Regions from separate parts of the Homo sapiens genome. Here region 2 is linked to region 1. A link is a contact called in ENCODE Hi-C data. All regions are on one chromosome and are shown on one strand. The core of a region is the stretch at or near the end of the contact, and the rest is flanking DNA. Distances in the headings are between cores, read along the strand shown. Region 1 holds the start of HEMK1 (HemK methyltransferase 1, mitochondrial release factors N(5)-glutamine). Region 2 holds the start of DCP1A (decapping mRNA 1A).

Region 1 (5,057 bases), core at 1,800-4,299:
CATGCCTCCTGAGAAGCTGCTGGAAGACATTTGTTCCCTGTGGGTTGGGTGAGCCATGGGATGGCTCCCAGAGAAATGGCAGAACAGGCTAAGTACTTGGGCAGCACTATTTGAGGCACTCTGGGCCATTGCCAGACCTAGAGGCTGGGTTGATAGCTTGGAACATAACAGTCAAGGGGACCAACAGGAATCCTCTGTCCTCTGGGCTCTGCCAACACAGTCAGAGAGGAAATACATGTCTAGAAAGGCACTGTCCCTGAAGTCATGGGGCCCCAGTGCCCCCTGGAGGAAGCCTGGGGTAAGACTGGTGCCCTGAACTCCACCATCATCCTGATCCTGCCTTGCCCTGGTGGCACACCTACCTCTGTTTCTGGCCGAGGAATAAACACTGGGGGCACCATCCTTAGGCTGAGCCCCTGGAAGTCCCACTCTCCAAGGATGTACTGCACCGGCATCCTGCAGAGGGGGCAGCTGGGTGGTCATCAGGGACAGAGCTAGGACCAACAGGACCATGCCTGGGTTGAGATACCACTTGTGGCCAAAGGTATCAGGCAAGACCATGTCTCCAGGGCCTTGGGACTCCTGAGGCAAAACCCTCCCTCCCTCCCTTCTTCCTATTCAGTACCCCGGCCCCACTCTTGCCACTCCTGCACCCCAACACCTCCCTAGTCCTTGGACATTCTCCTCCTCCCTGAACTTGGTGGGGATAGGGGAGGCTGGACTGCTGCTCCCTGAACACATCCTTCAGGTCTGATCCATGGGTGCTCACCTCTGCAATCGACGGCTACTCAGCTCCCGGATACACTGTAGTTGCTGAGAGGTCAAGGGCTGGGTCCAAAGTGCCGGCCTCAGGCTCTGAAACTGTCCCCACAGAGAATATAAGTGGCTGGCTCACTGGGCCCAAGGCCCCCAACCCAGGTGTCTTATGTGGATAATGCCTGCCCAGCACTGGTCTGGAGGCCCAACCCTCTCATCATCTGGGCCCAGAGGGGGCAGCATCCTGCCTAAGGTTACACAGCTAACACCAGGCTTCCAGGTGTCTATCCCAGAACACTTAGGCAGAGATATATTCATTCATCCAACAAACTGTTACAGTGTGTGCCAGGCGCTAAGACGTTCCTTCAGAAAAATCCCATCAGTCTCAGCTAAGCACTCTTAGTGAACAGAAAACCTGGATATCCCTTCCCCAAGTCCTCCCTCCTCCCTCTTCCTGTCCTCTTGACAACACTAAACTTAACTGTTTTGGCTCCAAGGACATGAGCCACGATGTACTCACTGGATTCCCGGGCCTCAGGGATACCCCTCTTCTCAAAGACCCCAGTCCAGTGGCTGACCAGTTCTATGGCACTGGATAACCCAGCCAGAGGTGGTTGGGGTTGCCATGAGCTGAAGGCCCAGCCCCGGGTACTTCCCCTCCTCCCTGGGCCAGACAGGAGGGCCCACAGCATTCGGCCCCAAAGCTCCATGTCTCAGGGAAAGGTTCTCCAGAGTGCTTCCAGGTTCCCAAGTCTGCTTTATGATGTCAGCTGCTGAGGTGAGTGCTGAGAGTGGCCCCTGGACCCAGCTGGGTGGAGATGGAGAGGTCACAAGCTCTGGTGCCCCAAAATGGCTCTGGTCCTCAGATATAGTTGGTTGCCACCCTGGGAGTGAGAGGAACCAGGAAAGCAGGTGAGCCTTGTATGACACCCCCCCTTCTACCAATACATTGCCTGAGAATAGTTGTGCTCTTGCTCTGACACCCCCTTGACTCCATTTAGAGCCTTACCCACCTATTTGATCATTCTTGTCTTGGCCACTTACGTTTTCTTCACATTTTTAGCTGGAGTGGGCTGAGCCCATAGCTCAGTCTCTGCTAATAAACGGGTTGGTGGTAGGTTAGGGCACATATGTGGGGACAGGACAGATCTGTGTCTAACCTAGCGTGTGTGATCTTGAGCAAGTCATTATTTCTGATTTTCACTTTCTTAATCCATAAGATGGGGGAAAATCACACCAAACCCATGGCAAGCAATGCATTAGTCTATGAATATCCAAGGCCTGGGAGGCAGCTCAACACACAGCAGGGACCAGATGTTACATGATCTTAACTGATGTTACAAGAGGCAGATGATTGCCTTTAATTGGGAGCTTTGAATCTGACATTGTGTGTGTACTGTCATGGATGTACATGCTGAAAATTTCCTCCTAATTTAACCTATAATCCGGGACATCAGCGTAAACCACCAACTAAAAAATTTACAATTGTATATTTAAAGAGGTCACAAGCAAGTTTAACTGAAGGTTTAAAATCAGCGGTCCCCTTTGCTTCCAGATAAAAGTCCAAACTAGCGTTTATTAAGCACCTGCTAAGTGCCACATCTTCAGATACAAGTAGGGTCAGAGAAGGGAAGCGACTTGCCCAGCGTCACTCAGGTAGAAACTGTCCCAGGCAAGCTGGGCACGGTGGCTCACGCCTGTAATCCCAGCACTCTGGGAGGCCGAGGTGGGCGGATCACGAGGTCAGGAGTTCGAGACCAGCCTGGCCAGCATGGTGAAACCCTGTCTCTACTAAAAATACAAAAAATTGGCCGGGCATACTGACGCGCACCTGTAGTCCCAGCTACTTGGGAGGCTGAGGCAGGAGAACTGCTTGAACCCAGTTCAAGCAGGCGGAAGTTGCAGCGAGCCGCGGTCATGCCACTGCACTCCAGCCTGGGTGCCAGAGAGAGACTCCGTCTCAAAAAAAAGAAAAAAAAGACTGTCCCAGGCAAGACACGAACCCGAGTCCACCAGACTCCAGAAGCGGCTCTTGCACCAGTGCGCCGTCCCAGGAGCCAAGGCCCGAAGTCAGAAGTGTAAACTCCCTCACAGCTACGCACCGCATTGTTAACGACCCAGATGAGGCCCCCTCTCTCCAACCCTGTTTCCCCATCTGCACTATGGAGAATGGTACCGGCCAGGTCTCCAGGCGGTTGCAGTCGAAACACCCCGTTCCGATCCCCACCTCCCATGCATACCTGCCTGAAAGGCTGCCCCACCCACCCACCAGCCGGAGAAGCTGCCCCGAACTGGACGCCCGGACGTGCGTGGCCCGTCGCGCGCTCCCTCGGACGCCCCGCTTCCGGGGTCGGCGCCTTTAAGAAAAGGCTCGGGCGGACGCCGTAGCCCAGCTTCAGTGTTCCTATCGCTGGTGGGTTCCTCCCAGGAGACCCCTGCGGATGGGTGGGGAGGCTGTGAATTCCACTCCCTCTACGCTCGCAGGCCTGCATACAGGAAAGTGCGGGGATGTGTGTGGGGTTGACCCTTGGGGGCCCGGACCTGCCGGTCTTCCTTAAAATCACAGCAGGGATTTGGCTCCAGCCCAAGGGGATTGCTCCGAGCTGGCGTTTAGGAACCAGGCCGGGAGGTGTGTGGGCGGAGCCCAGTAGCCTGCCGGAAAGGGGGCGTGTCACCAGAGGGCCCGGGTGTTCCGGCGGGGACCAGATGTCCGGGGGCGTGGTCTATCTTAGCCTGGGGGCCGGGTGGAGCTGTGCATGGGCGGGTTCCAGTGTTGAAGGCTGGTCCAACTTTGGGGTCCAGTCCCAGTGTCGTGACCCTACCGAGGTCAGTGGCCCGAGCCCACCAGGGGGTCGGCCGACTGGCGGCCAGACCCCAGGGGCCGCTCTTTTACCGATTCGAATCTTGACTCTATTGGCAACTCCTCCAGGTGTTGGGACCTCTGGACCTCAGTTGCGCCTTCTATAAAATACTCGGCAGCGTCTCGCAAAGTGTGTCTTGTCAACATCTCCCCACCAGAAAGTACTGTTAACTAGAACACTGTTAACTACTTTTTTTTTCTTTTTTTCTTTTTTTTTTTTTTTTTTTTTGAGACGGAGTTTTGCTCTTGTTGCGCAGGCTGAAGTACAATGGCGCGATCTCTGCTCACTGCAACCTCGGCCTCCGGGTTCAAGCCATTCTCCTGCCTCAGCCTCCCAAGTAGCTGGGATTACAGGCGTGAGCCAACACGACCGGCTAATTCTGTATTTTTAATAGAGACAGGGTTTCACCATGTTGGTCAGGCTGGTCTCGAACTCCTGACTTCAGGTGATCCATCGCCTCGGCCTCTCAAAGTGCTGGGATTACAGGAGTGAGCCACCACGCCCGGCCTTAAACTGCTATTAAACATGCTGTTTCCCTGCCTCCTTCCCAGACCGGGAGACACAGGGGCGTTTGCATTTGTACCAGGCTACCCGGTGACTCCCATAAACTACTTTGAAAACCGGCGGATCAGGAGTATCTGAGGGCTCCTTCCCTGAGCTGATCATGCCGTGGATGGAAGCTATTGTGAGGGTATATGTAGACTTGCCTGGGTCGGGGTGCCCAATAATAAATCCACCCCACTCTCAACTTCTGTAGACGAAGATTCCCCATCTTCGTCTAGAACCCTCACACCAGAGGACCCGTCTGAGTAGAAAGCCAAGGTTCAGGAAGGGAAAAGCAGTTTCTTCAAGGTCACAAAGTCAGCCAGAGTTCAGTGCAGGCCCAAGGACTCCCAGTCCAGTGCTCTCCCCAAGTCTCCTCTGTACATCCATCCGCGTTTTGGGGGCTTGAGTCTGTCCTGGCACGGGTAGCTGGCAGGGGTCCCGAGTTCTGGCCCGGAAGGGCCTGGCCACCCACTGTCCTCCGCCCAACTTCGGCGCAGGCCACGGGGTGAGGGTAGTCTCTAAAAACTGCGACCAGGTTCTAGGCTCCCTCTGGGGGTGGAGCCAGACCCGAGCGACAAGCGAACGGTCCAATTCTGGGCGGGCTCTAGGCCCGACAGCCAATCGGAGGCCGGGGGCGCGGAGCGTGCAGGGAGGCAAGGCGCTGTAGCTTCGGGGATCCCCCGAGGCTGCTCGGCCCGGCCCCACCTCCGCCGTGGGTCCCGGCCCTACCCACCCTAGCTCAGGCCGGCAGAGCCAGCGCTCGCGGATGCGGCTGGTGCGCAGTAGCGGGCCTGGCCAGCGGCTCGGGGCTTGCAGGGAGGGCGGATCTCGGGTCGGACCCGCAGCCCCAGACGCCGGGCTTGGGGGTTCCCCCCGCCCCGGCCTCCTGCCAGT
Region 2 (5,057 bases), core at 1,874-4,373, 2.8 Mb before region 1:
TATGAATTGGGCCTGCGTGTCTGGAGTCCCACCCTGCACATACTAACATTCCTTTCCTGCCCCATAGGAATAAAGGCAATAAACCCCTTGCCTTTTATTCTTCAAGAAAAGATGCTTTCAGAGGAAGAGCTCACCTTCTCCATTCCCTGGCAAATGAATAAAACCTGATTGCCTTTTTCAATGGGATATTCTTTGTTTGTGACTGATACACAGTGGGGAAAAAACTCATTTTATCAGGGACACTTTGGGAGACCCAGGCCAGAGGATTGGTTGAGGCCAGGAGTTTGAGACCAGCCTGGGCAATAGAGCCAGACCCCATTTCTAAAAAAAAAAAAAAAAAAAAAAAAAAAAAGTTTTAATTAGCCAGGTGTGCTGGCACACAATTCAAGTTGTTTCACCTTTCTGGACAGAACCAATATACACCTGAAATGTATTTGATGTCTCATCTCTCCCAAAAATGTATAAAACCAAGCTGTGCCCCAATCACCTTGGGCACATGTTCTCAGGATCTCCTGAGAGCTATGTCAAGGGCTATGGTCACTCATAGTTGGATCAGAATAAATTTCTTCAACTATTTTACAGAGTTTGACTCTTCTCATCAACACAATGACAAAAAACAGTGGTCCTGGGATATAAAATCATAGGCAATACAAATATTTAGTGTTATTTTCTTGAAAATATGGTTTTATCTTACAAAAATTTTCAATTCTGTTGGGGATGTCAATTTTTTTTTCTTTCCAGACGTAGTCTTGCTATGTTGCTCAGGCTGGTCTTGAACTCCTGACCTCAAGTGATCCCCACCTCAGCCTACCAAATAGCTGGGACTACAGTTACATGCCACCATGCCCCCCCCTTTTTTTTTTTGGATGGAATTTCTCCCTCTGTTGCCCAAGCTCTGGAGTGTAGTGGTGCAATCTTGTGTCACTGCAACCTCCGTCTCCTGGGTTCAAGCTATTCTCATGCCTCAGCCTCTTGAGTAGCTGAGATTACAGGCATGTGCCACCACGCCCAGCTAATTTTTGTATTTTTAGTATAGATGGGGTTTCACCATGTTGGCCAGGCTGGTCTCCAACTCCTGACCTCAAGTGGTCCACCTTCCTCGGCCTTCCAGAGTGTTAGGATTACAGGCGTGAGCCCACACATCTAGCTACCATACCCTTTTTTTTTTTTTTTTTTTGAGTCTTGCTCTGTCGCCCAGGCTGGAGTGCAATGGCACCACCTTGGCTCACTGCAACCTCCGCCTCCCGGGTTCAAGTGATTCTCCTGTCTCAGCCTCCCAAGCAGCTGGGACTATAGGCGTGCGCCACCACGCCCGGCTAATTTTTGTATTTTTAGTAGAGACGGGGTTTCACCATATTGTCCAGGCTGGTCTCAAACTCCTGACCTCAGGCGGTCTTCCCACCTTAGCCTCCCAAAGTGCTGGGATTACAGGCATGAGCCACCACGCCCAGCCTCCATGACCTTTTTAACGAAAGAAATGTTGCTTTTTAAGAAGTCTGGCGGGGATAGAACTCCCTATAGTCTCCATGATTTGTTTTACTTGTTAGCTAGTGCCTAACTCTTTCAAACGCTTTAAAATGCTCAACAGACACTTACCAATGAAATGAGTGATCTGCTTAATGCTTTAAATGAAGCAAGACAAATTAAACCCTTCATGGACTCTTCCCAGGGCTGGACAAAAATATTTATGTGGGTCAGACGCAGTGGCTCACGCCTGTAATCCCAGCACTTTGGGAGGCCAAGGAGGGCAGATCACCTGAGGTCAGGAGTTCAAAACCAGCCTGGCCAATGTGGTGAAACCTCGTCACTACTAAAAAAAATACAAAAATTAGCTGGGCGTGGTGGCGGGCGCCCGTAATCCCGGCTACTCTGGAGGCTGACGCAGGAGAATCGCTTGAACCCAGGAGGCAGAAGTTGCAGTGAGCTGAGATCGCGCCACGGCACTCCAGTCTGGGCGACAGAGCGAAACTCCATTTCAAAAAAAAGAAAAAGAAAAAGAAAAAATTAGCCAGGTGTGGTGGCGGGCGCCTGTAATCCCACCTAATTGGGAGGCTGAGGCAGGAGAATCGCTTGAACCCTGGAGGCAGAGGTTGCAGTGAGCTTGAGATTGTGCCACGGCACTCCTGCCTGGGCAAAAGAGCGAGACTCCGTTTCAAAAAGAAAAAAAGAAAAGGGCCGGGCGCGGTGGCTCAAGCCTGTAATCTCAGCACTTTGGGAGGCAGAGGCGGGTGGATCGCCTGAGGTCAGGAGTTCGAGACTAGCCTGGCCAACATGGCGAAACCCCGTCTCTACTATAAACACAAAAATTATCAGGGCATGGTGGCGCGCCCATGTAATCCCAGCTACTGGGGACGCTGAGACAGGAGAATCGCTTGAACCTTGGAGGCGGAGGTTGCAGTGAGTCGAGATCGCGCCACTGCACTTCAGCCTGGGCGACAAGAGTGAAACTCCGTCTCAAAAAAAAAGAAAAAAAATCCACTTGTACCTTCTGCTAATCAGTGTATATATTCAAGGCAACTTGAATCTATGCTCCTGGGGTGCAATCCTCAAGCTTGGCCCAAATAAACTCTCTGCTTGCATTTATTTTGCCCCAGAGTCTTCTTCCTTTTAGGTCGACACATCCATATCTGAGACCTAGGGTAATTTTCTGGGCTTCTCGCCTCTCCCTTTCCCCCATGTTTTTCTGTGCTCTCTAAACGGGCCCGGTAGAGTCCCGCATTTCCACATTCCACAGACATGTTTTCCTTCTGTGGCCCCGGGCCCTGCCAGACAGCGCACCGCGAGGCCGGCACTTCGGCGGTCTCCAACCTTTGCCTGGAAAGAGCTCGGCAGGCGAGCTAGAGGCCAGATCCCAGGACCCAGTCGTTTTAGCTCAGGGAAAGGAAGCGCCGGAGCTCCAGCCTGCAAGCTCCACTACGCAGCCTTGGACACCGCCCACATCGTAGGGCCGCGGACCCTGACAACGCCGGAACCCGGCGCCCGGAGCGTGCGCGCGGCGGACCAGAATGGCTGACGTACCGCCCTGCCGCGAGGCCCGCGTAGAGGCGGAAGTTGAGGGGACTGACGCAGATGGGGGAATTTTGCCTCGATGGCACTTTCCTGTCCGCGACTCCGCCCCCACCAGAGGGGCTAGGCTCTGGGATTCAAGATGGAGGCGCTGAGTCGAGCTGGGCAGGAGATGAGCCTAGCGGCCCTGAAGCAACACGACCCCTATATCACCAGCATCGCAGACCTCACGGGCCAGGTCGCTCTGTACACCTTCTGCCCCAAGGCCAACCAGTGGGTGAGTGCCGCCTGGCCCTGAGGACGGCCACCCGGCCGCTGCCGTCTCTTAAAGGGGCCGCGCGGGTTACTGTGGGGTGGGGGGGCACACTAAGAGGCCAGGGCGGTGGAGACGAGGCCAGGGTCTGGCCAAGAGCCTAGCCAGAGCCTGAGGGGTGTCGGGTCCGCTTGGGATTGGGGGATAGGAGTGAGAGAAGTGGCTCGAGACATCCCAAGGAAAAGCCAGTGGAGGGGAGGATTGGAGCAGGATCAGTCCCTTGGCGTCGGGTCTGGGGACGTGGGCGACCTGCCTTCTTTGCAGATACATTGGGAGTTATAAGACCGGTGGGGTCAAAAGGGTGCCTGAAAGCTTGTGTTTGAGGCTTTGCGGATTATTAGATAAATTATATGTACATTATCTATAAAATAAACACTCCTCCTCTCCCCCTGGCAAACGTAAATGAGAGCCCCTGTCGCAGAGGTCATTTGGGTTTAAAGTTTAAAATCCAATTAGTTTCGATTCTTGGAAGGAGGGGGTGGGTGGGTCCGGCTTTAATCGAACTACACAGAGTTTCGGAAAAGATTCCAAGGCACTTAGGAAAAGGGCTTCCGTGTTCACTGGATCCCCGAAGACCTTTGTACAAACAAGAGAGACCCTGTAAATGTGTTTTGTTCCATCTATGATGCTGGTGATGTCATCTCTGAATGCTCCCCTCGGACTCAGTACTTTCTGGCTTTCGTGCACTGGGGAGGGTCCGAAAAGTCACATTCAGTGTGTTCACTGATTCTTGTTAGCCCCTGCTTGAAGCTTTGTTAGTTGTTTAAAAAGCATAATTTCCCACTTTCTTGTAATTGACCCTTCCTAATTAACTCATTCAGCTACAGGCTTTACACTTAGAAAGTAATACGTAAATGCTTGTTGGATTGAATTCACCAATGACTGGAGTTCACATTTCAATAAGATACGAAATCCTTAAACTGACAGAACTCTGGAAGATGACCGTAGTATGTCGTTTACCCTATAATACAGTTGCATAGATTATATTTATCAGTAATTTATCGAAAATCATTTGGCATTTATGAACAGTTAATTCAGATGAAGAGTTTTTATAATCACGTTGTTTATCTTTGCCTCCTGGAAGAGAAGGAGATATGGGAAGCCACAAGGAATAAAATTGTAGATTGTTTTTTAAATGTAGCTATTTTAGACATTGCCTTAGTTTGAAATTTTATGAATCTTTTTTCTTTTCTTGGCCTATATATAAATTTTGAAATATGGATTGCCGACAAATGGTGAAGACTTGGGGCTAGAGTTTTCCTAGTTTTTCACAAAGGCTTTCAATATTTTAAAATTTTACATTGTGGAGTTCTGTTTTAAATATGAAATACAAGCTATAATAACCTGAATTGAAAAATAAGCTGCTACTGTTTATTTGGATCCTGGCACATAGAGCATGACAAAAATCTTTTCCCTCTTTATTATTTTACAGTGAGTTGTAACTTTGCATGATGTTTTTTGGTGGGCAAATTTTCTTTTACTGTAAGACAGTTGATTACCAGTTTCTTATAGTAATAACCTAACATTTTAAAGGTAAGAAAAAGCCTCTGAATCCTTAGGAAGGAAAATAATGATATTTAAGCTAGGGTAGTACTTCTGGAAGAAATCGAGATGATCAATTTTCTAAATTTTTTAATCCCAACACATTCAATATATGACTAACATTTAAAATGTTAATAATGCGTTGATTACAGTAAAATATTTAGGTCCATTGTAGGCTGTAAATTGCAGACTAATA

The links. Hi-C counts contacts between places; a loop is a spot of excess contacts on that map. Pooled maps may share reads with other maps.
Region 2: a loop to region 1 is called in a map of OCI-LY7, with 10 times the contacts of the local background. The contact joins the promoter of DCP1A here to the promoter of HEMK1 in region 1. A Hi-C loop is called at or near these places in 1 of 168 maps with a recorded cell type or tissue (OCI-LY7), 1 of 37 single-sample maps with no recorded cell type and 7 of 50 pooled maps.

Annotation. Positions count from the first base shown.
Region 1 is chr3:50,567,514-50,572,570 of GRCh38, reverse strand. It overlaps HEMK1 (HemK methyltransferase 1, mitochondrial release factors N(5)-glutamine), which reads right to left and starts at 3,049. Exons shown (of 11, transcript NM_016173.5): 1 at 2,997-3,049; 2 at 1,239-1,640; 3 at 770-861; 4 at 363-456. The coding sequence starts at 1,466. C3orf18 (chromosome 3 open reading frame 18) reads left to right here and starts at 4,824. Exons shown (of 6, transcript NM_016210.5): 1 at 4,824-5,057. RefSeq lists an enhancer at 3,125-3,244 and a silencer at 4,683-5,057.
Region 2 is chr3:53,345,609-53,350,665 of GRCh38, reverse strand. It overlaps DCP1A (decapping mRNA 1A), which reads left to right and starts at 3,123. Exons shown (of 10, transcript NM_018403.7): 1 at 3,123-3,283. The coding sequence starts at 3,149. RefSeq lists enhancers at 2,629-3,398, 2,934-3,524, 3,525-4,115.